Linked DNA regions of Homo sapiens: region 1 is linked to region 2. A link is a contact called in ENCODE Hi-C or POLR2A ChIA-PET data. All regions are on one chromosome and are shown on one strand. The core of a region is the stretch at or near the end of the contact, and the rest is flanking DNA. Distances in the headings are between cores, read along the strand shown. Region 1 overlaps CLHC1 (clathrin heavy chain linker domain containing 1). Region 2 has its middle 83 kb from the start of RTN4.

What was found. Hi-C counts contacts between places; a loop is a spot of excess contacts on that map. ChIA-PET counts read pairs that join two places held with the same protein, here RNA polymerase II (POLR2A). Pooled maps may share reads with other maps.
Region 1: a pooled map shows a loop between it and region 2 (3-fold over the local background). The contact joins two enhancer-like sites. A Hi-C loop is called at or near these places in 5 of 168 maps with a recorded cell type or tissue (K562, dorsolateral prefrontal cortex, naive thymus-derived CD4-positive, alpha-beta T cell and 1 more) and 9 of 50 pooled maps. POLR2A ChIA-PET finds 5 or more read pairs at or near these places in 7 of 52 experiments (AG04450, CD4-positive, alpha-beta T cell, GM12878 and 4 more).

Annotation. Positions count from the first base shown.
Region 1 is chr2:55,172,296-55,177,308 of GRCh38, forward strand. It overlaps CLHC1 (clathrin heavy chain linker domain containing 1), which reads right to left. Exons shown (of 13, transcript NM_152385.4): 13 at 252-3,691. The coding sequence ends at 3,495. Among named protein-coding and RNA genes, the nearest start is that of CLHC1, 57 kb to the right of the region's middle. Within about 2 kb of position 3,441, at least 2 of the 41 ENCODE cell types and tissues checked have a DNase peak (open chromatin) inside an H3K27ac peak, as active enhancers do.
Region 2 is chr2:55,130,805-55,135,294 of GRCh38, forward strand. It overlaps a transcript of RTN4 not described here. Among named protein-coding and RNA genes, the nearest start is that of RTN4, 83 kb to the left of the region's middle. RefSeq lists enhancers at 2,856-3,768, 3,070-3,259, 3,089-3,383. Within about 2 kb of position 3,112, at least 23 of the 41 ENCODE cell types and tissues checked have a DNase peak (open chromatin) inside an H3K27ac peak, as active enhancers do.

The sequences.
Region 1 (5,013 bases), core at 2,191-4,690, 42 kb after region 2:
GCATGTCCAGCTTCCAAGAAGGTAACACCGAGTCCACAGCCCTGCATAATAAAAGTTGCCTGGAATTTATCACAATTGTCCCTTTCAAAAAGTCCCCAGATCCTCCTTTCCCTGACTGTGATACATTTCACTCATTTACAGTAGTGCCAAAACCTCTATAGGTAGACGCAGATCCTCAAGGTAGGGAGGGTACTTGTAGAAAATTATCAATTAAAAAAAAAAACTAAAAAAACTATATAAATAATAGTGTCTTTTTTATGTACCCAATATATTTTTATTCAAGAACACAACAAATTATAACTACTAGCAAACTGACAGCTTTATACACCGAACATTTGTTAAATGCCATTTTTTTCTGAGAAAGAATGGAAGAAATGTATGAGCTTTCTATGAAATGTACAAAGTTAAAAAAAAAAAAAAAGGCCTCTGCTATGATTTTTGACTTAACATATGCTTTAGCAATCCAACAGAATTCCAGGCACCTAAAAAGTAACAGGTTTTCACCTTTTAAAGTTAAAAAAGTGATTAATTTAATGGTCATTTCTTAGTTAATTCAGGATTTAGGAAAAGTTCTAAATATTAAAAAAATTTTTTTCATTAGACTAGACTTCTGTTCAACATCTCTAAACCTTTCCAAATGAATGAATTTAATAGAAATTCATTTTGATACATGCTTGACTATAATAAACAAAAATGTAACTAGTTACAATTAAATCTTTCAGACCTTGGAAGAAATATCTTCCTTTCCTCACTGGTATGGTAGAAAGAAAACCTAATATGAAATCAGAGAAACTTAGTTCATCATGACCCTTGCTTTGCAACTGCTATGTAAAGCAATCAATGGCAAGAGGAAAAAAGGAGAGAAGACACGCTCAAGACAGCAAGACCTAATAGAACACATGAACGTTGGTTAAATCTTCATTGGAACAATTCAAATGTTAAAAGGCATTTTTAGCAACTGGTGAAATTTGAATATGGACTGGCTATTAGATAATGCTAAGGAATTATTATTAGTAACTTTTAAAATACGTTGTGTGTTTCCATTAAGGTTGTAATCTTGCTAGCAGAAATTGTGTGCAAAACAGGTATTCGGTAGATGTTGTTGATGCTGATGTTGAATTGTAGTATTTGAAATTTAGGCTGAAGGTCAAGAAGCATTGGGAAATAATTTGTACCTTTTCAGAATTACTGAATTTTAGAGTTGGAAATGACAAGAGGAGGTATCTAGTCAAAATAAATTTATCTTAAGCATGAGGAAAAGGACACATAGCTAGACAGTGGTGGGGCTGGTCTAGAATGCAGGTTTCTGTGCTGAGGCCCAGATTATACCTCCTTCAGTGTAGCTTACATGGAGGCTCTTATAGCTTCAAAGCCCTCTGTAGCTCACAACTCAATTCTTTCTCCTTCCTCATTTAACTTTGTAATCTTGCTCTTCCTCCCAACTCCATTTTCCATCACCAGGCATTTTAATTTATATTCACTTGACAACTTTTACTTTCCTTGGGAAAGCTGCCAAAGGCAATGCTAACTGAGAAGGAGTAATAATGAGAAAAGGAAAAACAAGGCAAAATTAGAATAACAACAACAACCGCTGTTTAAGCTTTCTCTAGATTTATATACCTACTTTATCCTCCTGGCTTTCATGAAGACATTTTTTTTTCTAAGCTCTGTCAATGGACACATAATAGCTTTCTATCAATCATATAGGTCTCAAAGGAAAAAAAAAAAAAAAAAGGTTTTAAGCCGTTGGCACACAAAGAACCAGTGCTGCCGAAATACCTCTCCCTTTCCATTCCTTTTTTCCATCCTTTATCTGCTCTTTTCAACAGCCTGTATGAAGGCCAAAAATCAAAATATTATTTTGATAAGGCTTTTAGTAATAAATTGCTTTTTAAACTATGCACATGTATTACTTTAAAAATGCTACGTTTTAGAAAGCTGAATTATAATTATCCAGTATTCTATTTAGCACCAAATGGAAAAATTAAAAACTCAGCTTGAATGCTTCTGAATTTATAAGATAAGCCAGGCAACCCTAATACAAGTGTGGACAGATAACTTAATCTCAGCAATAAGTTGTACCAATATATCAAATACTTTAAAGAAGGATAAACATATAAATACAAATGAGTAGACATATGGGATTTAGTAAGTACAAACTAAGTAGAGAAATGTGTGTTTCTGGGGCCGATTACAAAGGAATTACAGCTATCTTTTCCTAAGTTCCTCTATCATGTTATACACTTACACTACACATACATTATCACTAATCCTCACAACAAGCCTAAGGAAGACTGCCCATATTTTATAAGTGAGTAAGAGGTAGGACCAGAATTTTAATATGAAGCTGTCTGACTCCCCGTTCATCTTCTTTCCACTATAACATAAAAATACATATTCAATTTAAATTTAGGATGGGAAAAGTTATGCTCTTTGCTCTTATTCTAATAGCAGATCATTTTCATTTTTTACTTGAAATTTTTTTTTCTTTTTTTAATAACAGAGACGGGATCTCACTGTGTTACCTAGCTGGTCTCAAACTCCTGGGCTCAAGCGATCCTCCTGCCTCGACCTCCCAAAGTGCTGGGATTACAGACATGAGCTACCTTGCCCAGCCAGCAGCTCATTTTAACCATGTTCCATGGTCAAGGATGACATTTAGCTAGTAAGCTCTGGTGTGGCATAAGGGCTAAAGGCTGTTCTGATTAATTAGGTATCTGTTCTGCTTGATTTGTGCCCATGCCATACTAATCATTAAATATTTTTAATATTACACCTGTCCATGGCACAGAACTTTCAGAGTTTTCAATCAAATACTTATTCAGACACTTGAAATAATCCAAAACCACTTCTTATGACATATTTTCCATACCTATAGGTATCACAGGTCTACTTCTATGCAAAATTCGACTGGTCTTCTCTCTAAGTAATAACATGCCAAGAGTCCCAGCTTTTATACTAGAAGCCTAAGCTTTGCCATATTTATATATATCAAAGCATGGGGCGCATCTTTAAATCAGCAGTACAAAATTACTATACTCTAGGTTTTTGCCAGCAAGTCCAACCTTGAAATGATTTCCTGCTTTTCTGGTCAAGTCAGGCTTGTAGCATTTCATGTTTGGGAAGACAGTCTAACACACAGGATACTACCCACACCTTCCTCAGTTCTTGCTATCATATTACATCACCAGAAAGTAATATATCTGGACATTAGCTTATGTCCTTAGATAAAAATGCCCTACACTGTTTCACACAAAGTTATAATCTTGGATTTTATCAAGATTCAATATAAGAAATGACCATATGGGGAAAAGGAAGCAATAGTATAAATATTTCAAAGACAAATCTAAATGTCATCATAACAAAAGTGTGATTTATTTCTGAGATCTTCTTACTCTAGATTTATTTATAAGTTAGTTACGTTAAAATCAGTTTTTCCCAACCAGCATACATAAGGTGTTGTACAAGCTCCCTCAGCTGGTTAAGATATAGAACTACCAAAACACATGTTCCATTAGGTTGACTGCGTCATCCTCTTCAGAAATTTCTGTAACTGCAGCCTGAGATCGAAGAATAGACGTGATGTCATTAGATAATTTGTCAAAGCCATTCTGTGAACATATATTTGCCACTTCTTGCCACTTTTCTATGGAGCAAAAGGAATCATTTATCATAAGACTTTCTACTGCATCTGTGGGGAAAAAATACAATATTATAGTATGGCACTTATTTGATAATCTATACTTTAGTGATTCTTCAAAAATAGAAAAGGACATAATTTCAACTCAGTTACTGTTAAACTCTACCTGATTCCCCTAAGATTAATGATATAACATGCAGTGCTCAGTCAAGCTCATGGTAAGTACTCGTGTTAGTTCCTTCTCCTCCTCCCTTATCATTAACCTCTTCATGTCTCAATTCAACCCTCTACCACTTCTCACATTTCACATCTCCACTCATCTCCTTCTTGTTAAGGCAGCAGATGTTGAAGGCTATAAGGCAGGAGCTCAGAAAGTGATGAATGTGGGCTCATCCTTATTCACAGAGTCTATAAGGCACCACTAGAAACTATGAAATAACTGTAAACCTATAGGTCAAGTTTTCATGATTTCAAACACTTATATAAATGCCTTAGTGGAGCTAACCCAAGGACTGAAGAAACTCTTTGACAAACTCTTTATCCTGTCTCTAGCTGGAGAACTCTTAATGATGGGGCTTCTATAACAAATATTTTTCTTAAGGAAATAAAATCATTTTGTTTGTTAAAGAAATTTAATATTATTTACTTTTAAAAATATCTTAGTGATCTATCAATTTATGGAACTCATTTCTTATCTATTACCTGCATTACTTATGGTACTTCATAAAAGAGGATCACTTTTTAGAATACTGTCATCACTATAATTTTATTTCTACCATAATTATTATTTTTATATGAAAATATTTTAGTTGATATCTGTAATGATAATTTCAAAATATAAAGTTATCTTCCAAAATATGTTTTCAAGTAATTTAAAATGAAGTTGTCTGTTCAACTTCCTATATTAAATTAATGAAAAGAAAATAAAAGTGAGTTTTAATTATTCTCTCTCTCATTTTTTTTGAGGCAGTGTCTCACCCAGGCTGGAGTGCAGTGGCACAGTCACGGCTCACTGTAGCCTTGAGCTCCCTGGGCTCAGGCGATCCTTCCACCTCATCCTCTCAAGTAGCTGGGACTACAGGTGCATGCCACATGTGGCTAATTTTGGTATCTTTTTCATAGAGACACGGTTTTGCCATGTTGCCCTGGCTGGTCTTGAACTCCTGAGCTCAAGCGATCCACCCGCCTCAGCCCCCCAAAGTGCTGGGATTACAGGGGTGAGCCACTGCACCCAGCCTAATTAGTTATTCTCTAATTCACAGCAGAGTTAGGTTCAGAGTGAATAACATATGTAAATACACATACATTTGGTTTAGGAATTAAAACATATAGTTTATATCTACATAACATTTAAAATACATATAAAAGCTAAA
Region 2 (4,490 bases), core at 1,862-4,361:
TTTCAGTTCATGTCTGACTGATTCAAGAGCTGCCATGAAGGGAGGTGGCTTGCAAAAACTCAAGAAGATGATCCAGACAAAGAAAGATTAGAGCAACAAAAAGAAGGTATTAGGAAGGTAATGAATACCACTCTCCTAATAGTAGGTTGGAACAGAGATGTCCAAGAGTCATGCAAAAGTCCTGGGCCCCCATCTGTCTTCAGTGTACAAAGGAAAAACAAGCACTTAATTCACTACGTATTGTATGATGATACTTTTAACAAGTTTTGTTTGTTTTGGGGGGTTTTTTTTGACATAAGTTCTCACTCTTTCACCCAGGCTAGAGTGCAGTGGTACAATCTCAGCTCACTACAACCTCCACCTCTTGGGCTCAAGTGATCCTCCTTTTAACAAGTTTTGTTTGTTTTTTGGGTTTTTTTTTTGACATAAGGTCTCACCCTTTCACCCAGGCTGGAGTGCAGTGGTGCAATCTCAGCTCACTACAACCTCCACTTCTTGGGCTCAAGTGATCCTCCTGTCTCAGCCTCCTGAGTAGCTGGGACTACAGGCATGCACCACCATACCCAGCTAATTTTTGTATTTTTAGTAGAGATGGGGTTTTGCCATGTTGCCCAGGCTGGTCCTAACTCCTGGAATCAAGTGATCCTTCCTCCTGGGCCTCCCAAAGTTCTAGGATTACAGACGTGAGCTACTGCACCCAGCCTAAAGTATTTTTTAATACTTTTTAAAGCCCCAAACATTCTTTTACCGGTTTGAACAAACCAGTGGTAAAAGATATCAGAAAAACTGAAAACATTGGCAGGGCACGGTGGCTCACACATGTAATCCCAGCACTTTGGGAAGCCGAGGTGGGTGTATCACCTGAAGTCAGGAGTTCGAGACCAGTCTGACCAACAAGGTGAAACCCTGTCTCTACTAAAAATACAAAAATTAGCCGGGCGTGGTGGTGTGCACCTGTAATCCCAGCTACTTGGGAAGCTGAGGCAGGAGAATTGCTTGAACCCAGGAGGCGGAGGTTGCAGTGAGCCAAGATGGCACCATTGCACTCCAGCCTGGGCAACAGAGCGAGACTCCATTTCAAAAAAATAATAAAATCTGAAAACATTATTACATATTTCTTTTTTTATTACATGATATTTTAACAATTACTGTTAACTGTGTTGGTTGTGCTAATGGTATACCATGTTTTATCAGAAGTCCTTATGTGTTAAATATCTGCTCAAGTATTTATGGGGGGAATGATGTGACACCAGAAATTTGCTTTAAAAACATTAGAACTGGCAACAAAACAAAGTAGAAGCTGGAGGAAATCGGTGAAACAAGAATGGCAGTACGTTAATTGCTGAAGCTGGGTGATGGGAATATGGGGATTCATTACACTATGCTCTCCACTTTTATGTGTGTTTGAAACTTTTCGGCCAGGCGCAGTGGCTCATGCTTGCAATCCCAGCACTTTGGGAGGCTGAGGCGGGCGAATCACCTGAGGTCAGGAGTTTGAGACCAGCCTGGCCAACAGGGCGAAACCCCGTCTCTACTAAAAATACAAAAATTAGCCGGGTGTGATGGCACACATCTGTAATCCCAGGTACTCTGGAGTCTGAGGCAGGAGAATTGCTTGAACTTAAGAGGCAGAGGTTGCAGTGAGCCAAGATGGTGCCACTGCACTCCAGCCTGGGCAACAGAGTGAGACTCTGTCTCAAAAAAAAAAAAACCTTTTAAATTAAAAGGCAAGAGTGATGGTTCATGCCTATAATCCTAGCACTTTGGGAGGCCAAGGGAGGCAGGCTGCTTGAGCCCAGGAGTTTGAGACCAGCCTGGGCAACATGGTATACCCCTGTCTCTACAAAAAATACAAAAATTAGCCGGGCATGATGGTGCATGTGCCTGCAATTCTAGCTACTTGAGAGGCTGACGAGGGAGAATCACCTGAGCATGGGAGGTGGAGGCTACAGTGAACCGAGGTCTTGCCACTGCACTCCAGCCTGGGCCACAGAGTGAGACCGTCTCTCAAAAAAAAAAAAAAAATTGAAAATTAAAAATAAATATACCGATCATTTTAGGAATTAGTTCTCACTCTCCAGTTTTGTTGTTGTTTTTTTTAATTATTATTATTTTTAAAAAACATGGCCGGGTGTGGTGGCTCACACCTGTAAATCCTGTACTTTGGGAGGCCGAGGCAGGTGGATCACTTGAAGCCAGGAGTTCAAGATCATCCTGACCAACATGATGAAACCGTGTCTCTACTAAAATACAAAAATTAGCCAGGTGTGCTGGTGGGTGCCTGTAATCCCAGCTACCTGGGAGGCTGAAGCAGGAGAATCACTTGAACCCAGGAAGCAGAGGTTCCAGTGAGCTGAGATCACGCCACAGCACTACAACCTGGGCAGCAGACTGAGACTCTGTCTCAAAAAACTAAAACTAAAAATAAAAAAATTTGTGGGTACATAGTAAGTATATTTATATATGGGGTTCATAAGATGTGTTGATACAGGCATGCAATGTGAAATAAGCACATCATGGAGAATGCGGTGTTGTCTTTTGCTTGTTTACTTTTTATTTTTCAGTTTATTTGTTCCCTCTCCCTGCCTTTTTTTTACTTGCAAAAGCAATAAATACTTGTAAAAATTGTCAGAAAGGTATAAATCTACTTCCCAATAATACGGGAGGACTGTGTCATGTGTATTTCTTGTAACCTCCTCCTTATGCAGGATACTGCCCACACCGGTATGTGTTCAGTTCAATTCCGTTAGAACTACTGTTCCTCACAAGGCTGTAAGGTACCCTTGAGGTGTCTAGTCCAATTCCTCCATTCTATGGAGGGAGAAACTGAGGCCCTGAGAAGAAGGGAAACTTAGTTAGGGACCCTGAGCTGGTTAAGTGACAGAACCATAAATAGCTCTCACCGTCCTTAACATAGCCCCTGCCAGATAACCCCTAAGGAGACCCAGCAGCCACACGGCTGATAAAGCCACTGCTTGTCAAGATGTCACAGGGTGAACCCCAAAATTGGGGTTCAGCCCAGGAAGTCATGTGGGTTCTTGGCTCCAAACAGGAAGAGCGAGCCAAGAGAGCAAAGTGAAAGCAAGTTTATTAAGTAAAGGAATGAAAGGGTGGAGAGTCCACAGGCAAAGCAACCCCAAAGGCTGCTGGTTGGCTATTTTGATGGTGATTTCTTAATCACATGCTAAACAAAGAGTGGATTTTCATGAGCTTTCTGGGAAAGGGGTGGGGAATTTCCACAACTGAGGGTTCCTCTCCCTTTCAGACCATATATGGTAACTTCCAGACGGTTGCCATGGCTTTTGTAAACTGTCATGTCGCTAGTGGGCATTTCCTTTAGTATGCTAATTTATTATAATTAGTGTATAACGAGCAGAGAGGACAACCAGAGATTGCTTTTGTGGTCACGTGGGTTTTGATTGATTTTCACTTGCCTCTTTACCGCATCCTGTTTTATCTGTGGGGTCTTTATGATTTGTATCTTGTGAACTCCTATCTCACTACCATCAGCATTCCCCTCTTCCCCCCACTCCTCCTGACCTCTTGACAGAAGCTGAGGAAATGGGAAAGCAGATCCTAGACTTGGAGAAGGTCTGTGTGGGGTCCAAGGCCACTCAGTAATAAGACTCCCCCAGGTCCAAAGTCCAGAGACAGCCCCCAGACTCACTCCATCTCTCAGAGGCTGATGCCCACCCAGCAGGCATTCACCTTAGCTCAGAGCAGCACCAATTTCCTGCATGCAGTCAATAAAGTGCAGTTTGCTTCCTGACATAAACAGCTGTTCTCAGAAAGCAAATATGCAAAGAGAATATTATTCTTCAAGTTTAAATGAGGAAGAAGAAAGGGTGGGTGAAGCGGGAGGTGGGAGCTTACACAGAGTTCTAGGTTTATAATCTAATTCTCCAGAGCCAGCCTCTGACCTGCAGCCCCCTGAGTGCCCAAGCTTTTTGGGCCCACCGAAAAGGGCTCTTGAGGCAACTCAAAACCGCTTCAGAAGTAAATGCGAGGAGTTACTTACTCAGGGTTTGCCCAGTCCTGAGGAGGAAACAATTCTGATCGGGGCTTCACTAGAGGGTCTAGATCTCTGCTGTCCAACATAGTAGCCACTTGTCACATGTGTCTGTTGAGCACTTGAAATGTGAGTCGGAAGTGAGCTGGGCTGTAAGTGTAAAATGCACATAGCACCAGGCATGGTGGCTCACACCTACAATTCCATTTGGGGAGGCCAAGGGGGAAGGATCACTTGAGGCCTAGAGTTCAAGATCAACCTGGGCAACATAGTGAGACTCCATTTCTATTAAAAAAATGTTTTTAATGCACATAAGATTTCAAAGATGGCACAAAAATAATAGTTTTAAAATCTCACTAGTAATTTTTATATTGATTATATGTTTGTTTTTTTGGTTTTTTTTTTTTTTTTTGAGATGGAGTCTTGCTCTGTCACCCAGGCTGGAGTGCAGTGGCTCAATCTTGACTCACGGCAACCTCCG